3 separate regions of the Mus musculus genome follow, and all the other regions are linked to region 1. The links are chromatin loops, found by intact Hi-C in ENCODE. Cell type or tissue: left cerebral cortex. All regions are shown on one strand.

Evidence for each region. Hi-C counts contacts between places; a loop is a spot of excess contacts. Peaks named below come from ENCODE experiments on the same cell type or tissue, not always from the same donor. Only the 100,000 strongest peaks of a DNase experiment are listed, where the experiment ranks them.
Region 2: it touches region 1 in a loop (2.9-fold over the local background); 9 of 42 quality-filtered maps call a loop at or near these places.
Region 3: a loop joins it to region 1, with 6 times the contacts of the local background. A loop is called at or near these places in 16 of 42 quality-filtered maps.

The regions. Positions count from the first base shown.
Region 1 is chr11:95,380,646-95,388,645 of GRCm38, reverse strand. It overlaps Fam117a (family with sequence similarity 117, member A), which reads right to left. Exons shown (of 8, transcript NM_172543.4): 8 at 6,774-7,984. The coding sequence ends at 7,687. Slc35b1 (solute carrier family 35, member B1) reads right to left here and starts at 3,790. Exons shown (of 9, transcript NM_016752.3): 1 at 3,533-3,790; 2 at 2,742-2,845; 3 at 2,030-2,160; 4 at 1,405-1,435; 5 at 719-876. The coding sequence starts at 3,636. In left cerebral cortex, a CTCF peak has its summit at 4,212; a DNase peak (open chromatin) is centred at 4,040; H3K4me3 peaks cover 1,713 bases; H3K27ac peaks cover 871 bases.
Region 2 is chr11:95,112,305-95,120,304 of GRCm38, reverse strand. Dlx3 (distal-less homeobox 3) reads right to left here and starts at 188. Exons shown (of 3, transcript NM_010055.4): 1 at 1-188. In left cerebral cortex, CTCF peaks have their summits at 1,601 and 3,160 (motif pointing left); DNase peaks (open chromatin) are centred at 198, 1,600 and 3,142; H3K4me3 peaks cover 143 bases.
Region 3 is chr11:95,306,104-95,314,103 of GRCm38, reverse strand. It overlaps Kat7 (K(lysine) acetyltransferase 7), which reads left to right and starts at 3,858. Exons shown (of 15, transcript NM_001195003.1): 1 at 3,858-4,069; 2 at 7,908-8,000. The coding sequence starts at 4,055. Gm11520 (predicted gene 11520) reads right to left here and starts at 3,688. Exons shown (of 3, transcript NR_155298.1): 1 at 3,651-3,688. In left cerebral cortex, no CTCF peak of the experiment used is centred here; DNase peaks (open chromatin) are centred at 3,778 and 4,382; H3K4me3 peaks cover 2,434 bases; H3K27ac peaks cover 1,562 bases.

The sequences.
Region 1 (8,000 bases):
CCGCAGGCTAGCTTTCTGGCTCAGTAAGGACTGTGTTCCAGCACGGTAGTAGTAGCGCACGCCTTTAATCCCAGCACTCGGGAAGCAGAGACAGGCGGATCTTTAAAATTTGAGGCCAGCCAGGCCTATACACAGAAATTCTGTCTCAAAAGGTGGTTGGGGGGGGAGGGGGATGGCGAGAACTATACTCCAGAGCCTAGGTTCTGTGATCAGACTGCCTGGCCTGGAACCCTGCCACTTAAGTGATCAAGTGAGTGATCAAGTGAGTTAGCCTCCCCTCAGTTTCTTCACTTATAAAATGGAGGTAACACTGTGTTAGAATACTGTTGTAAATCAGCGACGATGTGAAGCACTTGGGACAGGGCCTAACACTAAATGACAACTGTCGTTCATTCAAGTCTGGCTTCTGTGTTGCCTGGAAACCCAGGGACGCACACTGCATCCTTTCCTCCTCAGCTCTCGGGTATCTCTGAGCTCACACAGGGATCTAGACACAGACCTCAGAGAGCTCTTCTCCAGGAGAGCTTCCTTAGCTATGGCTAAATATTTCAGGCTCCTTGTTGTGGCCATAGCAGAGCCAGGGACCTTTCAACAAAGACCAGCAACAGGAAGGAGTCAAGGGACAACACGCCCTCCCTTGGCTTTCTGCCTGCCTTGTTAAGGGCTGTCCTTGGTAGAATCTGCTAGAAAAGGCTGCCTTCAAAATAGGACTGCATACCAGAAGAAGCTCTCCAAAGCCAACAGTGTGCTCTTCTATTCCAACCACCTTCTTGGGCTTATACATGAAAAGAGCCACGCCAGCCACAATTAGCAATACACACAGGTACTTGGCCAGCGGGTACTTCTTCTTCAAGAGCGTCACTCCCAGGAGCATAACTACAGAGAGACAAGCAAACAAGACAGTGAAACTCAAGTCCCACTGGTCTCAGTGACCCCAGCACCCTCTTCCTGAGAGCCATGTCAAGACTGAGGGAGAAACGTCTGAGAAAGAAGCCCTACCGAGGGTGAGGTGGGAGGGGTGTCAGGCTGGCACCCAGATAAAGATGGTTGAGCAACAGGGTGTGAGTAGTGCACAGGTGGGGAAGGGAGGGGACAAAAGTCAAAGGTCCAGGAAGGACCTGGGAAGGGCGGAGGACAAGGGAGGGGACACCAGACACTGAAAGGAAGAGGTAGCTGGCCCGCACGGGATTCTGGGTGTGTGATGATAATGAAAACACGGGGGACACTACAGTAACTGAGGACACAAGGCAGGCAAGGTCAGCCTCTCGCTCCCACTTGGCCTGTGCACACCACAGGAAGCAACACCGGCGACAGGAAAGACACTAGGGAGACCTCCGACGGGATGGTGCCACCCAGAGTCACTTGGGGAGAAAGAGGAAGCCCGAGTTCACCATCTCGGCTTACCTGGGATTGGCTTGCAGGATTTACCGAGAACCTGAAATAAAAGTGAGCAAATAACTTCTGAGCATCTGTGGGGTCCCAGGAAGGATGTCGCTGCTACATTCAGAGGCGACAACATTGGCCCTCAACCCCACAGCTTGGTCTCAGGAGGCAGCCCTATCATGGCCAAACCCAACCTGTACCCAACTCTAGGTCCTAAACTCTTTCTCAAGCATACTCTGCTTTGAGTGTTTCTTTCTTTTTTCCTATTATTTATTTATATTTTGAACATAGTTTCAAGGTTTGTTTTGTTTTGAACATAGTTTCAAGTAGCCCAGGCTGGCTTTGAACTGGATACACTGCTACAGCAGAACATGATCATGAGCCTCTGATTCTGACCCTCCAGCCTCTACCTCCCAAGTACAAGGACTGCAGGCAGGCATGTGACACCATGCCTCGCTCATGCAGTGTTGGGGATGGAACCCAGGTCTTCACGCATGCTAAGCCAGCTCTACTAACTGAGCTCACTCCCTAGCCTTCTAGGATTGTTTCCTTTAAGTCACAGACCTGAGGGGAAGAGGAGGGAAGATCCCCTTAGTCCTGTCCACACAATTTCTGAGCCAACTCTCATCTCACCCTGAGGTTTCACCTGAGTTGGATAGTTGACAAACTGCAGGGCTGAGTTGCTGGAGACCATGGCACCCACATAGGAGACAGAACAGGCAGCATAGAGCCAGGTCCGAGTGCGATCCACCCTGGCAGTGTCAAAAAACTGGATCACTGGGAGAAGACAAAAAATAAAACAAAAACAAACAAAACATACAAGAGAAACCCGGTGGGGCAAGGATGGACCACTAAGCAAAAAGTTGAGGCCATAGGAAAGGAACTTGCCTGTCAAGTAAGACCGCTATTTCTATCCTCTTAAGCTGGGAAATCTCTGAAAATTATTCATCGTCCCAGTTCCCCTTAAGCCTAACACAACCACATGCTGAGTGGAGGGAGAGATTCACTGAGTTCAAGAAAGGATGGCTTAACTCTACTGACAGGAACAAAGACATGTTTGAAGCTGACACACAAAGCGAAGTCAAAGGGATAAAGGGGAAAATGTTCTAAGGGCTTTCAATGGGGATTTGGAATATAGACGGCCCAGTCGTCTCCAACTAAAAAGTTGGTATAATTTAGAGGCCTAATATTTTAATCTCATTTCACAGCCATTGGTTTTACAGTCTGTAGAGAAGCTGTTTAAATACTCAAGGGTGTGGAGGTAGGGAAAACTTTGATTTTTAAAGATGAATCCACGTCTATGCCCAGAATATGGGAGGAAGGAGAGTGAGCCCAACAAATTACTATGAGGTACTCACAGATCTTGGCAAACATAGCATTGATCACACACTGGATGAAAACCAAAGTTAAGGCAAAGGTGAATGTCTCCTGTTTGGGTCCTTCTCCATACTTCCCTCTTGTGCTAAGACGAAACACATAAAAAAGCAATTAGTGTGTGCTACTCGGTGGCATCAAGTATGTTCAGATCCACTGAGAGCTTTGGAAGTATCATGCTTTTGTGGGTGTAGTTAGAGTTAGGAAGGATTACTGAGCTCATTTACCCAAAGGAGACGATTTGATTTAAGCCTAAAAACTAAGTCTAAACAGTAGACGCCAACCTACTGCTACCATAGCCTAAGGAAAAAATATCCGTAAAGGACACAGGTAGGAGAAAAAAAAAAAGTCAAGACAGCTGAACAAAAGTATCCCCCGTAGGAGAAAAAAAAAAAAAAAAGGCAAGACCCAGAGCAAGAAGATTAACGGTCTGCAAACACCTCGGGGCTTTCTAAAAATAAAATAAAATAAGACCTGGCTCAGGTCACGGAGCACTCTTGGAATCAACAAAAGTAAAAATATCTAAAGGGAAAAAAAAAATCGCGTTCTAAAACTCCAGAGGCCGGCCCTGAAATTTTAGAATTACAAGGATGCTCAGCTAGCAATGTATAATAGCAGGGTGCAAAAAAAGGTCAGAGGGCCGAGCCGGAGAAGAGAAAACCCTGTACCAGACACAGGAAGCCTGAAGACTAGACCGTAAAATGGATGGTGGAGACTGAATTCCGGCCCTGGCTGGGGGATGCTAGGAGTCCTGCCCCCTCAAGGGTCTGCTCACATCTTCTCCTGCAGGATCCCATAGTAGAAATAGCAGACAAAGACACCCAAGAAGCAGAGCGGCAGGCGCAGCCGATCAGGCACCAGGGATCTACTAGCGGCCATGAGACGCACGGACGAGTCGGCCGAAGATCCGTTCAGAGCAGGTAGCGGTACCGGCGGCGAAGGCGAAAGCTCCAGGCGGACATCGCCGGCCGGCGGCAGGGACCTCATAGGAGCTGCGTGCGACCGCCGGCTCGTAGGCCGGAGCAGCTACCTCCAGATATGCCAGCTCAGAGCTTCCGAGAGGGAAATGCCTCCTGCCCCGGCAGGAGCGTTCTAGGAAAGAAGGAAGGCTTTAAGATCTTGGCTCCATTCCTGGTGGCCAGGAAAGCCAGCCATATCGAGGTTATTGTCTCCTCTTTTAGGTTTTTCCGATCAGGCAACGCCGAGGACATCTACAAGCTGGAGCTCGGTGGGGAGGCCTAGGCGATTACGCGGCGTATAGTGATGACGTATAAGTATGTGGATGTTATCAATTGGCTCCGCAGAGCGAAAATAGACAGATGGGCGGAGAAAGAGGCGGTGAGGCCAGAAGAGAATTAAAGGCTTTTTTTTTTTTTTGCAGTTGGCTGTCAGGCCTCGGCTGGGTCCTAACGCCAAGAACGCTTCATAGAGCCGTAGCGCCCTCTAGCCGCTGCCCAACGTTAGCGACTCCAACCCTGTCTACCCTGTGTTCAAGACCTGGCTAAGAAGTCCAGGTCCTCTTCTTTGGGCAGGGAGCCACCGGGCAGGCTCTGTGATAGGTCAGGGCTCTTATCACTTAGAGGCAGCACATCACGTGTTGCTTAAATTCCGAGCTACAGTTTTCTCGCTCTGCAAACGAGGGGTAATTAGTAATAACCACCCTGTCACTCATTGAACGGTGTGAGGATTAAATGAGCTAAGGTTTACCAAAGTGTTTTATAAACTGTTAAGTGTGCTGTGCAAGTTTGGAGTATTAGTCATCATATTTTCTCAACTCTAATCGTATTTCCTCACCTCTTCGAGGTGAAAAATTCAATTTATTGAAATGCCTTTTAAAAAACAACAAAAGACATAATCACATGTAGCGCAGGCTGTCCTCGAATCTGCTATGTAGAATAATGTTGAATTTACAATCCTTTTCTCTTTACCTCCCTTCCGAGTGTTTTTTTTTTTTTTTTTTTTTTTTTGGTTTTTCGAGACAGGTTTCTCTGTGTAGCCCTGGCTGTCCTGGAACTCACTCTGTAGACCTGGCTGACCTCGAACTCAGAAATCTGCCTGCCTCAGCCTCCCAAGTGCTGGGATTAAAGGAGTGCGCCACCACTGCCTGGCTCCCTTCCAACTTCTTAAGTAAATTTTCTTCAAGACCTTCCAACTCTCCAATGAAGCAACACACACACACACACACACACACCACACCACACCACACCACACCACACCTCTTCCTATTTTTGGTCTCATCCATGGACTTCTCCCTGATTTAACAGTTGGGTCTTCACCTGCTTTGCTAGAATTGCAAAAGCAAGACTTAACACCAGGTCACCAAGTCCCCTACCTAATAACAGTCCCAATTGTCAAGCAGTTGTGGGTCTTGGGTTGCTTTCCTCTAAGCAGGCTTGCTCCTTTGGCACGTCCTCAGGCAAAGGAAGGAAAGGCAGGCAGCACCACACCCATCACTGGGGACCTGACTCACTAAGGCTTTGGGGACAAGCCAGACATCTTTCAAGGCTAGGAGGACTAAGAGAAAATAGGGTCTGTCCCTTTCCTGGTGTCTCCTTCTGGGAGTCACTATACGTTTACTTTCTTGGCCTTTGGTTTATTCTAGTGAATCAGCAGACAGACACTTCCAGGGAACCAAACAGTGAGTCTGGATTCCACTTCTGCCTTTTATTTTCCAACTGGGACCTCAAACAATTCACTTGACCTGGGTTGAGTTTCCCCATGTGTTTTTTATTTTTTTCCAAGACAGGATTTCACTGGCTGTCCTGGAACTCTCTGTAGACAGGCTGGCCTTGAACTCAAGAGCTCCACCTGCCTCTGCCTCCTAAGTGCTGGAATTAAAGATGTGTGCGGTTGCCGCCGCCACCACCTGGCTGAGTCTCCTCAGGTGAGATCAATGGTGATAACCAGCAGGGGGGTTCTTTGGTTAGGAAGCACCAGCTGTGAAGTGGGTCAGGGTGCCAATCCTTACTCCCTGACTTGGTACAGTCTTTTTAGAAAAAGCTGTTTGGATATTCCTTCACTCACAGAATGGTTCTTCTCTCACCCCAACGGTTGTCATATTTTCTTTTTTTTTTTTTTTTTTTTTTTTAAAAGATTTTATTTATTTATATGTAAGTACACTGTAGCTGTCTTCAGACATTCCAGAAGAGGGAGTCAGATCTCGGATGGTTGTGAGCCACCATGTGGTTGCTGGGATTTGAACTGCGGACCTTCGGAAGAGCAGTTGGGTGCTCTTACCCACTGAGCCATCTCACCAGCCCGGTTGTCATATTTTCAATGACATTCTCTTACATCTTCTCATTTGGTTTGCTGGTGATAGTACTTGGGATAGCCTGACCTGCGCTCGGGGGATGGGGGGTGGGCGTTCCTGAAGTCTTCTGAGACAGATATGATTGCACCACTGTATTCCCCCCAGTAGAATGGAAATGCCTTTTGCTGAAATGCTTCATAAGTTCCACGCACTAACAGAATGTTGGGATGGTGATTCCCACTTTGCTCAAACATCTAAGAGCTCTTACATCTGAGAGGCTATGAAAGGACAAGGATGGTTTCTGTGTCCAAGGCTGCACACTCTTGCCTTGGGTACTCACTGGCACACAGATAGGCATGGTAGCTACTGCCTTAATGCTGCTCCAGCTACAAGCCATTTCCTAGTCTCATTTTCCCTGCAAGTACAAGGAGTCCCTGAAATGCCAGACTGTCTCCCTTCAGTTGTATTCACATTCTCTCTCAAGTCCACTGACGCTCAGGAGCTTTTGGGGGACTCTTATTAGAATGGGCCGCTTCCCTAGTGACTTCCATGTCCACTTGCAGGACACATCACATTCTCCATTCTACACAAGATGTCATGTTAATGTGTCTTTGTGAAAAGTCTCTAGCAAGGCCCATCCATACAGCAACTAGACCATTGTATGTTAAATGGAAGTTCCTTCTCTTGAAGACAGGATACAGTGATGGATACAATACCTTCCACTCTACTTCACTCCTCCCATCCCAGGTATTCAGAAAACCCAAACTGCTGGAATACATATTTATTTGGTCTATTAAAATCAAGATCTGCAAAAAATAAACAAACAAAAACCACAATAACCTCTAAACACAAGATATGAAACCTTGAACATTAACATTCTTCAATTTTGTGTAAGCTCTGCAATACGGAAAATATACAAACTTCAAATAGCTGCAAAAATAGTGTCTTTGGGAGAAAATAGAGTTTCTACATCGATACAAGAAAAATAGGCATTTTTCTAATTCAACCCAACCTTGGGGTGGGTAGAGGGCATGGAGCTGCTCATGCCCCCTGGGGCAGGTGGCGAGTACGGGGCTGCTGCATGCCCCCTGAAGGAATGCCAGACCCCTCTTCCCACTATTCACTTTGGGTTGGGATTCCCCTAAGACAATCTTTAGTCAGGGTAAAACTGAGATGAAAATGCCACTTGGGAAATCTCATGGTCCCCTGCCAACAGCTGATTGGTCAAGTGTTCTGGCCCTGAGGGCCACTCTGGTCAACTCCTCTAGGAGGGAGGCATCTGGTCTGCCTTTCTGTGTCTCTAGAGTGGAGCTGTCAGGAAGCCTGTGGCACCTCCCCTCTCTTAGCCACAGCCAACTGTTCCATGACAAGAGCCTCTTATAAGTCATCTGGACTCACACCCTGGGCTAGAAGATTCAAGACCTTCTGGCAGGTGAGGGAAACCGCAGGTACACAAGTGTAAGTTGTGAGCTGCCTGCTGCTGGTGGAGGAGGTAAGTCTCCTCCCTGTGGAGGGCTGATGTCCACCAAAGGACCTGGGGCTTTGACACAATAAAGGAAAGTGCTCAAAGGCCAAGAGGGAAGGAAGGGCTCCTCCATCCCCCAGCTTGGGAAGCTAACAAAGAGCTTGCCACCAAGGCACTAGTCTCCATGGTAAAGTGTGGTAGGGGCCTGGGGGACTCAGACTACCAAGGAGCTCTGGAAAAGCACAGACTCTTCCGATGGTGGGCTGCGCTGCCATGGCTCAGATGGCAGCGAGGAGGCCTTGGAAGCTTCTGGACCCTTCCGAGGTGCCCTGGGGCTGGCAGTGGGAAGAGGGGAGCCAGGGCTGGAGGGGCAGTTACGGAAGATGAAGCCCATACTGGGGAAGAGGGGCTTGATCAAGCTGACAGGGCAGAAGGCGGAGCCAGTCGGGTTGAAATGGACTTTGTTCTTGTCAGGACAGGAAGTCAAGAAGGCCAAGTCAGGACCTGGGGACCTGAGGAATGGAGAGA
Region 2 (8,000 bases), 270 kb after region 1:
CACCCCGGGCCTCCTCCGAGGAGCGCCGAACGGGCGGAGGAGCCCAGGTGGGGGTGTGTGTCCAGAGGGCGAGGGCAGGACGCGGTCGCGTCTGGGGGAGGGGGTGGCCGAGGGGCGCTTAGACCATCGCCGGCTGTCGGTCAGTCGCTGCGTGCCTCTCTCCGCGTCCCAAGCCACAGTCAAATGCTGCCAGCTCCGCCCGGCCAGCCGGTTATAGACTCAATGTTGGAGTCGCCGAGGGAGGCTCCTGCGCGCTGATTGGCTGCAAGTCTTGCCTTCGAGGCAAAACACGCTCGCGCTTTCTCACTGGCTCCCCCAACCCTCTCAACCCTCTTTGTTGTTACCCCTAATACACACACACACACACACACACACACACACACACACACACACACTCCCCCCAGCGCCACTGTGTTCCTCCTATGCTCTACCTCCGATAAATCCCCCAAATGTGCGGAGGGGTTGGCTGTGCGGAGCCCCCAGGATCTACTAATCGGTCTGTTTTAGTGGCCAGGGGTGGGCTTAGGTGAGATGAGGAAGGAGGGGAATTTACCCATTGGGTGTTTGTGGAAGGAGGTGGTCCTTAATGATGTATGTGTGGTCTATGCAAATGACAGACAGAAAGTGGCAAAGACCCAGGGTCCATGAAAATATTTTGATCACTTTTAAAATTGGAAAAAAAGGTTGGACTATATAAATATATTATATTTTTGTTTTGTTTTGTTTTGTTTTTTGTTGTTTTTTTTCGAGACAGGGTTTCTCCGTATGGCCCTGGCTTAATATGTTATCTTAATGACACTGCAGATGTGAAATATAAAATTTTAAATTCTGAAGGAAGAGTCTCACCAAGCAAGAACACCTTGGGCCTGCAAGTCCCTACTGGAGCAAGGCTGTATGGATTTAGGGGCTGCTTTAGAAGACAGAGGTACCCCCAGCTATATGTGTGCCCTTTCATGAATGGAAGAGCCACGAGGCAGTCAGTCCCTATGAGGCTGGCTTTCTGTGTTCTTCAGGAAGTCTGGAGGCAGGGTCCACTCAGTCTGGGACAGCTCTTAGGAGCACAGACTTTGTTAGGGGTGAAAGATCTATGTTACATCTTCCGCAAAATACACAAAATACAGTGTGTGCAAGAGTGCCCGTGAGAACCTGTGTGCATGAGAGTGTGTCTCTGTATGTAGTGTGAGGCAGTGGAAGTGTAGGGTCCTGAATGACCGACCTGTGAGCTGGGTATGCCCAAATGTGCATAGATACATGCTCAGATCCATCTATCTCCAATAGACAGGAGCCATGTACTTCACTCAATTTCTTCTGTCCATGGAGGCCCCAATGAAGATGTTTCTCACCTTGGAGCAATCTCCAACCCCCCTAGTCTTGTCTGGCTCTCAAAGTCCAGTTCCCGGGTAATATTTACTGTTCTGGGTGCCAATCTCATTTCTCTATTGCATCTCCACTTCTGCTCCCAAACCTATCCTTGGAGGAAGGAGGCTTCTCCCAATTTTAATTCTTATTTCCCCCTCCATCCCCAGGCCTTCCCTACACACCTCGAACCTTCTATTTCCCCTGCCTTTGCCTAGCCAGGACACAGTGCCAGCGCACCACCTCGTGGTTTTCCGGAGTTCTGCAACTTGCCTTAAGGCTGCATTAAGGAGGAGGTAAGCAGGCAGACAGGAAAGGGGTCTCATTCTGCTTAGATTGTTTAGGGGCCGCAGTCAAATGTTTCGATGTTAAACTCAGACACAGGATGCTGAACCTGGAAAAACGTAGAGTTGGCTGGGCAGAGGACCTAGGTCGGGGAGCAGTGACAGGAGTAGGTGACCGCCTGGCCTGGGCCGCCCCAGGAGGCCGCCGCGTGGGAAAGGTGGGGGCGGGGGCGGGAGAGGGGAACGCTATCTGTCTGTCTATCTGAGCGTCCCCCCAGCTCCTATCGCCCGCCGCTGCGAGCTCGTGGCGGGACGAGTTGCCACCCGCTCTGGATGCCCTCTGTTCTTCTGCCAAGAGGGCGCCCAAGGAGCCCGGGGCGTTGGGGGCAGGAAGGGCATTGGGCTGCCGGTTCCCCTCCCAGGATGCAAGCGGGGGCGGCGGGGAGGGCCTGTTTTGGAGCCCCCAGCTGCCCACAGGGAAGGGACAGCGTCGGGCAAACCCTGTCTCGGGAGTTCGTTCATTCATTCATTTGGAGTAGCAGGTGATTCGGAGACGCCCCAGTCTCTCCTCACCCTACCTGGGCCTGGCTGGGTTGAGCACAGGAGCCTTGGGGTAATAGTGAGTTATTTTAGGGTAATTTCCAAGGTCTGTTGTGCTCTAGAAGCGGACTGAAATCACAACAGTAACGTAAAGAAACATTTAAGGCCGGGCATGGCAGCGTATGCCTTTAACACTAGTACTCGGGAGGCAAAGGGAAGTGGATGTCTGTGTGTTCGAGGCCAACCTGGTCTACAGAGCTAGTTCTAGGATAGCTAAGGTTACACAAAGAAACCCTGTCTCGGAGAAGGGGGTGGGGGAAGAATTATTTAAAAATTGTTTGTGTGACTAACACTTTGTTGCACAGTGTGCTGGAGACTGCCTACCCCATTCACCATAATCCTTCAGATACCTAAGATAGTCTTTGGGAAATGTTTGTTGAGTGACTAAATAAGAGGACCTGAATTCCCTTGACCCAGAGGCCAGGCTGAGGCTGAGGCACAGTTGATGGAAGGCCTGAAGCAGGCACAGGACTCATTCTCAATGGAAATGAGTTCAGAGTTGTTCCTGAAGGGTCCCTACGACCAGCAGGAAGCTCCCTTCCACCAACAGCTGGGTGAGAGCTGGGTGGAGAGGCAGCCAGAAGATGCAGCAGGACTGGTGTCACCCACTGGACCTCATCTGGTCCAGCAAGATGAGCAAGTGTCAGCTAGCCAGAGTCCTGCTCCTGAAGGAGGGGTGAAGCAAGGCAGCTGGTGACCTCTAGGAGGCTGGCAAGAGTGAAGGACGCTGGTTGGTGTCCAGGTCAAGGTCTGTTGCACGGAGAAGAGGTGCCTGCTGATGGCCCTGGTCCTTGGAGACAAGGTGTCAGGCCGAGTGGGCACTGTTCATAAGGAACCAGCAGAGGGATGACGCTCAGGAAAAGAATGGAACCAGGAGTGTAGGCAGGCTTGCTTTCTTCCTTGCCTGGGGAACTGGCGCCATCTAGTGGCCATAAGAAGGTCATGTCTGACTCTCCGGAAGGCTGGAAATCAGCCTCTTGTAGCAAACAGTTTAATGGTCCCCATAACTCTTTGGTTTCCAGCTCCTTCTCTGTTCTCCCATCTATGTTTGGTCAGTGACTTCTCTTTTTGGTTTTTCTGCTTTCAAGTTAAAAGAGCAGTTTACACATATCTTTCCAGAGTCTCATTCAGGCACAGTGTTGGTAGAGCCTCTGTGGTGTGTCCATGTCTTGGGTGCTGATGAGCTGATCTTCAAGACAGCCATAATGTCCTCTTCATGGGGCCCAACTTCCATCATGGGACGTGGGCACTCTGAGGACTGGTTTCACTATGGTGTGGTGGGTGATGGGGTGGGGGTTGTATGTGCTGCCATGGTAGAGGCCAGACCTTTCATAGGCCAGAGGGCATCTGAAGCAAGACCTGCAGGAAGTGTGGCGTTTGGTCTATAAAAACAGGGCTGTTGGGTGGGTAGGGGAGTCAGGGGGAGTGTATGGGGGACTTTTGGGATAGCATTGGAAATGTAAATGAGGAAAATACCTAATTAAAAAAAACCAGGGCTGTTGGCAAAGAGTGGTTCTTGGTTGCTGGAAAAGGCTGTGCAAAGTCTTGTGGAGCTGCCTAGAGCTTAGTATGGGGGTGTCAGTGGTAGGGAGGCCCTAAAAGTGAGGCAAGGGGCTCAGAAATCAGTCCTGGAAGTGGAATAGCAGGACCATGAACTGTACTCATAGGCTGCAGAGAACCATTAAAGTTTTAATGCACACCTTTAATCCCAGCACTTGGGAGACAGAGGCAGGCAGATTTCTGAGTTCAAGACCAGCCTGGACTACATAGTGAGTTCGAGGCCAGCCAGAGCTACACAGAGAAACCCTATCTCAAAAAAATAAATAAATAAAAATAAAGAAAGAAAGAAAGAAGGAAGGAAGGAAAGAAGGAAAGAAAGAAGGAAGGAAGGAAGGAAGGAAAGAAAGAAAGAAAGAAAGAAAGAAAAGAAAAGAAAAGAAAAGAAAAGAAAAGAAAAGAAAAGAAAAGAAAAGAAAAGAAAAGAAAAGAAAAAAGTTTTAACCGGGTTGGAGAGATAATTTAGTGGTTAAGAGCACTGACTGCTCTTCCCGGGGTCCTGATTTCAATTCCCAGCAACCACATGGTGATTCACAACCATCTGTAATGGGATCCGATGCCCTCTTCTGGTGTGTCTGAAGACAGGTACATTAGTGTACTCATATACATAAAATAAATAAATAATTCTTTTTTTTTTAAAGTTTTAATCATGAAAGAACAGGGTGGGATTTTCATTCTAGAAGCACCCCTGGCTGTTCTGTGAACAAACAATTGCCAAGACTGAAGGCTAGAGACCTCGGCACTGGTTCAAGCCAGAAGAAAGTGTGGTCTGGGCTAAAAGGCAGTGGGGCAGAAAGAATGAAAGATGGCGGCTGCCGGGTCACGGGGTTTGGAGATGCACGGTGTGAATGGTGGGGAGAGAGGAACGGGGAAATGGTCTACAGTCTTCTGATGTGGACAGATGAGGGGAAGGTGGACACATTCTATGAACACACAAACCCCAGAAAGAGGGGCTGCATGGCTGGGAAGAGGATGCAGCCAGTTTGCTGCAAGCGTGTGCACCTGCAGACAAGTGCTTATCCTGACCCACAAGACTGCATGAGCCAGAGTTGTACACTCAGCACCCAGACCGAACAAAGCCACACCCCCAGCGCCCAGAAGTCATGCGGGCAAACACCATCTTGATCAATGTCAACTGAACAAACGGATCAGATTGTCCTATGTTTGTTTTTTTGTTGTTGTTTGGTTGGTTGGTTTGGTTTTTTTGAGCCAGGGTTTCTCTGTGTAGCCCTGGCTGGCCTCGAACTCACAAAACCGCCTGCCTCTGCCTTCCAAGTGCTGGGATTAAAGACGTGCGCCACCACTGCCCGGCATATGTTTGGTTTTTAAGACTCACTTCCTTTACCTTAGGTATCTGAGCATTTTTGCCTGCATGTGTGCCTGAGACCCAGGGAGGTCAAAAAAGGTCATTGGATGCCCTGGGTTGGAGTTATGAGTTAAGAGTTGTGAGCCAACATGTGGGTGCCGGGAACTGAGCCCAGGTCCTCCGCAAGAGCAAGTGTGTTCTTAGCAGCTGAGCCATCATCCCAACTCTTTTTTAGCTTTTAGGTAAATGAAAGTATACAGTATATACTCTTTTGTCTTTGACTCTGTCTCCTCCTCCTCCTCCTCCTCCTCCTCTTCCTTTTCCTCCTCCTCTCCCTCCTCTTCCTCCTCTGCCTCTTCCTCCTCTCCCTCCTCCTCCTCCCCCTCCTCCTCTTCCTCTTCCTCCTACTCTCTCTCCTCTCCCTCTTCTCCCTCCTCCTCCTCCTCCTCTCCCTCTTCCTCCTACTCTCTCTCCTCTCCCTCTTCTCCCTCCTCCTCCTCCTCCTCCTCTCCCTCTTCCTCCTACTCTCTCTCCTCTCCCTCTTCTCCCTCCTCCTCCTCCTCCTCCTCCTCCTCCTCCTCCTCCTCCTCCTCCTCCTCCTCCTCCTCATTCTCTTCCTTGGCAGCACTGGGATGGCCGCATGGATGTTGAATGCATGCTGTACCACTGAGCTACTAGCTCTCCTAGCTCCGCCTGGTATTTTTTTTTTTAACTCAACACTGTATCGTAAGATACATGCATGATGTGGAGTATATTGGCACATTGTGTGCAAGCCTCTTGTCATAGACTACATCACCGTGCATTTATCTGCTCTACAGTTGACGGGAATTTGGGTAGCTTCCAGTCTGAGGTGATCCTAAGTCTCGCTGAGAGGCGTCTTCTTGCACCTGTCTTTCGGTGCACGTGTGTTTCGTGCCGGAGGGCGGAATGTGGCATGTGTATGGGTGACGGTGGAGGATCCTGCCAAGCAGTTAGTTCTCTTAAGTGGAGTCTGAGCATCATTGAGACACCTAGGGAGGTCTGTCCAGCAGCCGTCGGTCGGCAACATGTCACATGGCTCTGAAAAATCAATCAGCAACCAGGCATGGGGTAGTGGGGCATGCCTTTAGTCCCAGTGCTTGGAAGTTATAGGCAGGTGGATGTCTGTGAGTTCAAGGTCAGCCTAGTCCATAATGAGTTCCAGTACTGCATAGAGAGGCCATGTCTCAACAACAATGGAAAAGGAAGAAAAAGAAGAGGAAGAGGAAGGAGGGGGGGAGGAAGGAAGGAAGGAAGGAAAGAAGGAAGGAAGGAAGAAAGGAAGGAAGGGTTAGGAAGGAAAACTTGGAGTCTGGCATTTTGCTGCAGTAGAGTCTCTGGCATAGATGAACGTCTTGGAGGGAAGAAGAGTGTACAGCAACAAGGAAAATGGCAACTGAGAGTGGTCAGGGGTGAGAGGCAGTACAAAGGGCCCTGAGTGGTGGTGGTGGTGGTGGTGGTGGTGGTGGTGGTGGTAGCTCTGAAGGAGAACTTCAAAGAGGAGGGTGTGGCCAGTGAGCTCAAAGGTAGCTATGTGGCCTAGTTGGGTCAACAGGAGGATGCCATCTCCTTGGAGTCCTGGAGTCGGTTGGAGATGTGGGAGGAGCTGGGGATGGGGGCCAAGGCTGAGGGGAGAGTGGGAGGGAGGGAAGCCCAGGGCAAGTGCAGGCAGCTCAGAAGGTCGTGGGGGCTGGAGAGGGCAAAGAGGGCTGAAGACAGGGATACTGGCATGCTGGGAGCAGGAGTGTGAGTGTTTGAAATGGGAGCAAGCCTGTTTTGATGTTGGTTGGAACCGGTGCCCTCCCTGAGGAGGTAGGCGGGTGGGCGGGAAGAATCTGGAACCCCACCAAAGAGGTGATCACTCGTGTTGAGTCAGGAAGGAAGATTGAATGATAAGAGGCAGCTCTTGCTCTGCTCAACAAACTAGAGTTCACTCACTAATCGCTAGGAGTCCTGGCATGGGTGCCCTTGTTTCTGCCTTTTGACAGAGGGGCAGAGAGGACACGTAAATGGTGAATTCAAGATTTGAGCCCTGTCTTTGTCCTCCTCCTCCTCCTCCTCCTCTTCCTCCTCCTCCTTTGAGACAGGGTCTTGCTGTGCAGCTCAGGGTGATATAGAAATCACCAACTGCCCCACCCCCCATAGAAATCACCAACTGCCCCCCCCCCCCCGCACCCCCGGAACACTGGGATTGCCGGCTAGGGCAGGAAATCTTAACTTACTCTGGGGCCAAGGCAGGTAGGCCTTCTGGTTTGGCCAAAGGTTACGTGGAAACTGACCATGTGGGTATTTGCTAAGCCAACCCTTGAGCATTTCCGTATGTTCAGAACATCTTAGGGTTACAGGGATTGTTCAAGCTGTTTGGGTCTTTCCCCTCAGTACATATGTGGTGTGAGGGTAAAGTGAAGCTATCGAGAGAGAACTGGTGGAGCCCGAGGCACAGGGAGAGTGATCAGGAAGTCTAAAGGGAATCTGCAGCCAAGGGGACCAGAAAGAACTGACTGTGCACAGGAAATGCCTTAGTGTGCCGGTGCACTTTCTGGGGTGGGGGGAGCTAGGCTCCTGGCTGCAGTGGGTAGGGGATTGGCCTTGAAAGTCAGGGAGAGGCAGGGGTTGTTTAAGAATCCATGTTGAGTGGGGAGGGAAAGGAGGAGTGGAGTGACCTGGCTGACAAAAGGAGGAAAAGTTATAGGTCGGAAGGCCTGAGGTCAGAGGTCAGAGGCTGCAAGAGGAGAATTAGAGGGGTTATACCTGTCAGAACCATTAAACCCAAGCACTAGGCTGGAGAGATGGCTCAGCGGTTAAGAGCACTGACTGTTCTTCCGAAGTTCCTGAGTTCAAATTTCAGCAACCACATGGTGGCTCACAACCATCCAACC
Region 3 (8,000 bases), 75 kb after region 1:
GGATTAAAGGCATGTACCACTACTGCCCGGCTGGATTTCTTCGAATAAACTCACTTTATTGTAATGAACTCACAAATAAAACATCATGCAACTAGATTACAGTAGCTACTCAAACACTTGCTGAGTCCCAAGCTTGCTCCAGAGCTCAGTGAGCTCCCTTACGGTTAGAATTGCTATTCGGAAGCGAGGGAACGTGGCTTAGAGTTTATCATGCTCATTATCAGCTACAGTTTCTTACTTGCTTATCCACTGAAAAAAGAAAACTATGGCAGAGTTAAAACTAGGAAAAAAATTAGCCTTATACCCTCTTTCAGACTCTGCCTGCATGCTGTCCTTCCTCTTTGCCTAATATGACCTAGTACCCCCCCCCTTTTTTTTTTGTGTATTTTAAAGGAAACTGAGGAACTTTTTTTTTTTTTTTAATGTGCATTGCTGTTTTGCCTGAATGTGTCTGTGTGTCAGATCCCCTAGAACCAGAGTTACCGGCAGTTGTGAGCTGCCATGTGGGTGCTGGGAATTGAACCCTCGTCTTCTGGAGGAGCAACCAGTGCTCTTAAGCAATGAGCCATCCAGTCCTGGAAAACTGAGGAACTTTTTATTTGGGGAGAACTCAGAAACGTAATGGAGGAGATGAGACACAGATACAAGTAAAAACCATCTACAAAGGCACATGCGACTGTCCCCGCCATCCCAGTCTGCTTTAGTTAGCCCTCGTCTTGGGCGCAGATTGCAGCAGCATTTGAACTAAACTACTTTGGGCTTCCCTGCTTCTCTGATCCCTCCTCTAAAAGCTGCCAGAAGTAAATCTCTAAACTGCAAGTCTGATCACGGAATGTCTCTGCTTAAAGTACTTCAGTACCAGCCTAGCCCCTCCAGTCCAGTCTCCCAACCCAGGTACAGAAGGCTCTGCAGGAACTGGTTCCCAGCACCATTTTGGCAACCATTTCACTCCCCCTTGCCAAGTCAGTTACCCCAGACAGGACGCTTGCTCCACACCTCAGCTTCTCAACATGCTGTACTCTTTGCATGGAAAGCCCCTGGTTTCTGTCATCCTATTAAATTTTTCATTCACCTTTCATCTTTTTCCTACTTTTCAGACGAAATGCTCCGCCTGCCTCTCTGTCCCGGTGGATCCTTCTGTCCTTCTATTTTTTTTTTTTTTTTTAGTAGTCCATAGCATTTGAGAACAACTCAAACTCATAGCTCCACTGAGGGAAGATGCTGTTTTCTCCATCTTGGTATAACATGATGTCTGTGTAATTGCTAGGTTTCTAAAGCTGAAGTGAGCTAAATAGATAGAAGTGACCACTGACACCACAGGAAAATACCAAACAGTAGGATGCTATAGTCATGATTAGAGAGACTGCAAACAAACAAAGAGCCATACATCAAGCACTTACTCTATCTCAGGAACTTGCTGAGTCTTTCAAAACACTCATTTCTTTTATTCTTTCCAACCACTTAGTCAGCTGGTCATTAGCACAAACACTTTAAGATGAGAAACTTAGGTCAATTTAAAAACCCATCCAAGGGGGCTGGTGAGATGGCTCAGTGGGTAAGAGCACCCGACTGCTCTTCCGAAGGTCCAGAGTTCAAATCCCGGCAACCACATGGTGGCTCACAACCATCCGCAACAAGATCTGACTCCCTCTTCTGGAGTTGTCTGAAGACAGCTACAGTGTACTTACATATATTAGTAAATAAATCTTAAAAAAAAAAAACCCATCCAAGAGCAACACAGAGAGAAAAAAAAAAAGACAGAGCTGATCTGCATCTGACATCAAAGCCTTGTACTCAATTCTAGTGAAGCTGATAATGAGGAGTAGGGACTGTGTTCCTATTGGCTGGGAAATGGAGGGGGGACATATCTACCAACGTTTGAAAATATGCAGTAGTTTCTGAAAAATAATGTCACCATGTTTTATTACCTTACAAACAGTAAATCAGGAAAGTCTTTCTGAAGACAGAAAAGAAATTACAGGGGGTTGGAAGATGAATCCGGTCTAGGCTGACCTAGAACCATGTAGCTGAAAACCTTAAACTGAATCAAGCTTTTGATTCAAGGACTGGGAGTACAGATGTGTGTCACCACAAGCCAACTTAAAAGGATATTATTCAAATATAAGAGGCTGTTAGCACTAGTTAGGGAGTTAGAACATTCCAGAGTAGCCCCAGGAACATATCCTTACGTGAAAAGAACAGTGATAGAATGGATTAAACACGAGAGAGCTAAAATAATACAAAGGAAAATATCTGAGCCCTTTTCAAGCAAGTTTTTATGTGCAAATCAACTCACAAAGATTGTTAAAAGGTATTTATACTAAGTACTAAAAGCAAAATACCGAATGCTAATGGCGTCAACAATGGCTTAAGCTATTCCCCACCCCCAGCCCCAGGGAATGTGGGCTAAGGGTCTGGAATTTTTTTAACTCCGAAGAGTCCTCTGTTTAGCATGTCAATCAGGTTTGTATTCTGTTCTTAAAGCCTCTCTCCAGGTTAGCCAGCCTCAAATGGAAATTCTGATAGGGGCCTGTGGGGGTTCAGGGGATAAAAGCACTTGCTCTTTCAGCAAGCTGGATGACCCGAGTTTGATCCCAGAGACACCACAAAGGTGGAAGTTAGGAATCTATTCCCCAAAGTTGTCCTCTGAGCACTCACCTGGTCATGAGTGCGTGCTCAGCTCACACACACACACACACACAAATCTGGAACCAGAATTCTATCTTGGTAATTACTGAGGTTGCTTTGATTCCAGCAAGTCACTCTTGGTTCACCTTGGTTCTTTCAAGTCCTCTGAGGCTAAAACTTCAAGGCCTACAAACCACTTTCCAGACTTTTCTTTTTCGAGACAGGATCTAGCCTGGAACTGGCCATGTAGACCAGGCTGGCCGTAAGCTCATGATTTGGATCTGCCTGCTTCAAAAAGCATGCACCCCCACCCCCACCCCCCCACCTGGTTCCAGACTTTTCGTATAGCTCTTTCTTCTAGTCTTAATTTCTTCTTCTTATGGCCTTTTATTATTACTTGAATACCCACTCCCTTTCTAGTGTCTTTCAAAATACTATTTCTCTCTCCACTCAGTTCTTGGCTCTTGCATTTGTGCTACAGAGGTCACACGGGCTGAATGAGGTTCAACACTTCTCCGACTTTTGGTACAGCACCCTCACATTCAAACCACGTCCTCCGCCCCTCTCCGGGCCACCCAAAGATCTCAAACCAAAGCAGAGCACTGATAAGCCGGGGGCGTTTCACAACAGAGATAAACTGGAAATTCTTTGGCGCTCCGGCATCCTGAGAATGGCTCTGCATCATCTCATAACTTACTTCTTGTTCTCTTAACGCAAGGACAAGGCATAAAGAGAACACTCTACCCCACTTCAAGACCGACAACGACCCTGTCAATCCTTTATTCAAGCCCCATTCACACCACTCCGGAACACGGAATAGCTCTTACAGCAGTTCCTTGGGCAAAATATCTCTTGCCAGTTCGGAGTTTACAGAATGAACGGAAACGTCCTTCGGCCGACTAGGAAATGAAAGAGTTAAAGATCGACAACCTGATGGATTCTGGGGTTTTCCTCCCTCCACGCCACAAATTAAAACGACGAGGAAGGAAGAGTTTGCCCAATGTAAAGATGAAAACGGTTACCTTCAACTGCCAGACTTCTGCCCCAAACAATCATGGCTACCTAATCCCACACGAATGCCGCCTACCTAACTAAAAAGGTCTAGCCGAAGGTTTCACCACTGGTGCCGTCTCCTGCCCAATTCCAAAATGGCGCTGACTGGCCTCACTAAGAGTTTCGAGCTTCCCATGATCCTCACTGGCCTAAAGGTCAGGTGACGCAAGCCTCAGCCGGAAGTTAAGGAATAGGCGCTTCCAGCCCGCGGCGCTTGCGCAGAAGGCTCTAGACGCTGAGAGGTAGGAGGCACTTGGGATCGTCCGCAGGGTTTGGGACAGCTACAGAGGCCGCCACGGAGCCCGCCGGAGCCCCCGTTCCTGCTGGTGCTGCCGCCGCCCGAATCGGAACCGTCGGGCTGCAGCCGCCGGCAATGCCGCGAAGGAAGGTGAGAAATGGCAGAGAAGGGATGGCGGGTTTCTAAGGGGAGTCGATTGAGTAACGTGACGCGGTTGGCCACGCCTCGTCGTGCTTGGGTTCCAACTTTCTGGTCCCCCGAACCTAGCCTAGCTACTCTGTCTCCTCTCGGTACCAGACAGAAAAATGTGGGCCCGACCCTGGCCTCGGCCTATGCCTGTAACTATTCCCGCCCTCTGCTTGCCCGGATCGGAGGCGTTCTTGTTAATTGGTCGCGGAAATGTCTAGAAGCGTATTGATTGGATGGTGACGCCGCCTGTTTGGGCCCAACGGTCACCTCCCCGCGTGCGTGGGCGGTGTCTCGGTCTGGCCCCGGTGCTCTCCGACTGGCTGTGGCGAATGCTCTCCCTTCTCTTTATTGGCCCAGCTTTGCAGTCTGTTCTTGTGGCGGGTGCGGCTTAGCAAGGCCTGGATTGGGGCGACCAACGCCCCGCCCTTCCGGATAGAGATGGCGATAGGTGTTGTAAAGGCGAGTTGGGAAGACCACTTTCCTTTCCTGGTGGGGGGATTACAACAAAGCCGAGGATGGGTGGTTAGAAAGCCAGCGCCCACCCCCAAGGGATAGCTCGCAGGCCTGTTGCGTCTCAGTCACCGTCTTCCACCTATTTGTTCAGTTTGACATTTCCTGGTCAGTAAATGTTTGTTGAACTGTATGACATTTGCCCCATATGTTCAGTCGTAAAATGCAAAGAGCAGTGTTACGTGCTAGTTGCTAGGAATTCGAAAAGTATGCGTGATCACTGGCTTAAAGGGTTATCGCTGTTGAGAGAAGAACACAAAGAACCATAGTTCATACAGTCTCTGCTTGAAATTGTATACACTGTAAGAAAGCCGTTAACGTGGGAAATAAGTAAAGAGCTGATTTTCAGGGTTAAGCCAGGCAGAATTGATAGGTCATGGACGGGTGTCAGGGTCTTTGGCTGAGATGACCCTAAAGTTTGCCTTTTAGTGACATTCTGTGCCTCTATTTACTTGTGGTCAGATTTTTGAATGAAATATTTGGATGGATAGACGGTTGGTATTCATATTTCTGCAGAGATCACTCTTCATGGAAGCTTTCCAAGTTAAATATTTACATTAATGTCTCTTGCAATGACCAGAGTTGACAGGTAGTATTTTTTTAAAAGATTAATTTATGTATTTTATGTATGTGAGTACACTGTAGCTGTACAGATGGTTGTGAGCCTTCATGTGGTTGTTGGGAATTGAATTTTTAGGACCTCTGCTCACTCAGGCCCAAAGATTTATTTATTATTATACATGAGTACATTGTAGCTGAGTTTAGACGCACCAGAAGAGGGCACAGGTGTTTGTGAGCCACCATGTGGTTGCTGGGATTTGAACTCAGAACCCTCGGTAGAGCAGTCAGTGCTCTTAACCTGCTGAGCCATCTCATCAGCTCGACAGGTAGTATTTATATCCAGGCATACCAAATACAAGAGACAGACCTACTGGTTTGTTGGAATGATCTAGTCTCCTTTTAGCAGTTTCCAAATGTAAAAGTGGAGAATGTAAATTCTTCCTGGATGTTATGGTACAAGCCTTTAATTCCAGCACTTGGGAGGTGGATCTCTATAGTTTGAGGTACACATGGCTGATATGCTGGGGTGTCCTGACTCAAAAAGAAGAAGAAAATGTAAGTTCTTGCTGGGTATAGTGATACACACCTGTAGTTCTGGCATCCTGGAGGCTGAGGCAGGAGGCTCATCTTGAGCTTAAGGCAAACCTGGGTTATATAATAAATTCCAGGCCAGCCTGAGCTAAATAGCAAGAACCTATCTCAAAACCAACAAAACCCAAATGTAAATATGTTGGTAACTTGGTTGATGGCCAATCTGTCCTAATCTATCCTTAGGTTATTTAGTTTTTTTATATGCCTCATGTAGTGTGATACTAAATTTCTGTTTGCTAGAAAATATTAATGTTTTTAGTGTGGGTTGTTAATCACAGGATATATGTGTCCTCTGTAAGAATCTAGTAACTCCAAACATACTTGGCCCCAGGGAGCTTATTCTTTGAATAAAGCGTTGGGGCCTGGGACTAAGCTATAGCTCAGTGGGGTGTGGTTACTGCCGGGAAGCCCTGAGTTCAGTCCTTCGTCTGTCCCACTCCCTTTTCCTGCCAAAGATAGTAGGACTGAGTTTGAGGAGTTGTAGTGATTTCAGCAAGTACTCTTTGTCCAGCTTAGAAAAGAGCACGTGTCAGTGCTTACTAGGTAAAGTAATCTTCATGGCTCATCACCCTTCCAGAGGCCGAGAGTTATGGCTAGGGTGTGGCATGCGTTTTTCTGAGAACCTGACACGTGGGGCTGCAGGGATTGTTCAGCTGGTCAGAGTACTCATTGCTCTTGTAGAGGACTGGGTTCCAAGCACCTTGTTTCAAGCCTCACAACCGCTTATGACTCCAGTCCCAGGTGACTGGACAACCTCCCTTGACCTCCGAGGGCGTGTATGAGATCAATATACAGGCAAAACTTTCACACATACAGTAAAATAAATCTAATTTTTAAAAAGCCCGGTTTGAATACCTATTTAGTTTTTAGTATAAATTCCTTTCCAGCAGCACTTATAACATCCATGTGGAGAAACTTTGAGGACTGATGGTTAAGAAAATAATTTGTATCTTTTTTTTGGTTAATTTCTTTCAGTGGGTAAGAGCACCCGACTGCTCTTCCGAAGGTCCAGAGTTCAAATCCCAGCAACCACATGGTGGCTTACAACCATCCGTAACAAGATCTGACTCCCTCTTCTGGTGTGTCTGAAGACAGCTACAGTGTACTTACATATAATAATAAATAAATCTTAAAAAAAAAAAAAAGAGCTCCTAGAACTGGAGCTCCAGGTAGTTGTAAGCTGCCATGGATGTTGGGAATTGAACCCAGGTCCTCTGGAAGAGCAGCAAATGCTCTTAACCACCAAACCATCTCTCCAGCCCCAAGAACATACTTTGAAATGACCCCGGTCAGGGTTTCTCTGTAGCTCTGGCTGTCCTGGAACTCTGTTATGTAGACCAGGCTGCCCTGGACTCACAGAGATCTTCTTACTCCTAGGATTAATGGCATACACCACCATGCCCAGCTAATATAATTTTTATTATATTATAATATATAATATAATTTTTGTTGATGGAGAATTTGAATAAAATTTACCCCAAAGTTCAGTGAGGCCTAGCAATAACATTTTATATGCCATCTTGGACTTTTTCTTTTCCTTTTTTTTTTTTAAGGTTTAGTTGTACTATTTTAATTATCTGGATGTGTGTAGGGATGTGTGAGAACAGGTGCCTGCGGAGGCTGGAGGTATTTGGCTCCCTCTGGAGCGGGAGTTACAGACTTCAGTTGTGAACTACCAAGTGGGCAAGTGCTGGCAAATGAACTAGGGTCCTTTGCCGGAGCGGCCTGTGCTGTCAGCCACTGGACTGTGCTTTTTCTTTCGTTTGTCCTTTTTATTTTTTTCTTGACTAGCCAGACCATTTTGATTTGGGTGTTTTGTTGTTGGGTTGGGTGCTTTTATTTCCAATTTCTAGTGATTCAGTCCAGATTGTTTCAGAATTAGTGATAATACACGAAGAATTACTTCTCTTCTCGGTCTGCTGAGTACAGGTGGTTTGGTTGTAGGTCATTCCACTAGCATGTCTGAAAGGAAGGGCAGCGCCTCTGCACAGCAGGGAGGGGAAAGGCTGGCTGGTGGTGGAGTCCTTCCTTATGTTGGAACTTGGTACTTCAGCATCATGGTTCATTTTACTTCCAGTGCTAATAGAAAACTGTAGTAAATGCTTTTGTGCTAATGTCTGGATCTATGGTATTGCAGAGAAATGCAGGCAGTAGTTCAGATGGAACCGAAGATTCCGATTTTTCTACAGATCTCGAGCATACAGACAGTTCAGAGAGTGATGGCACCTCG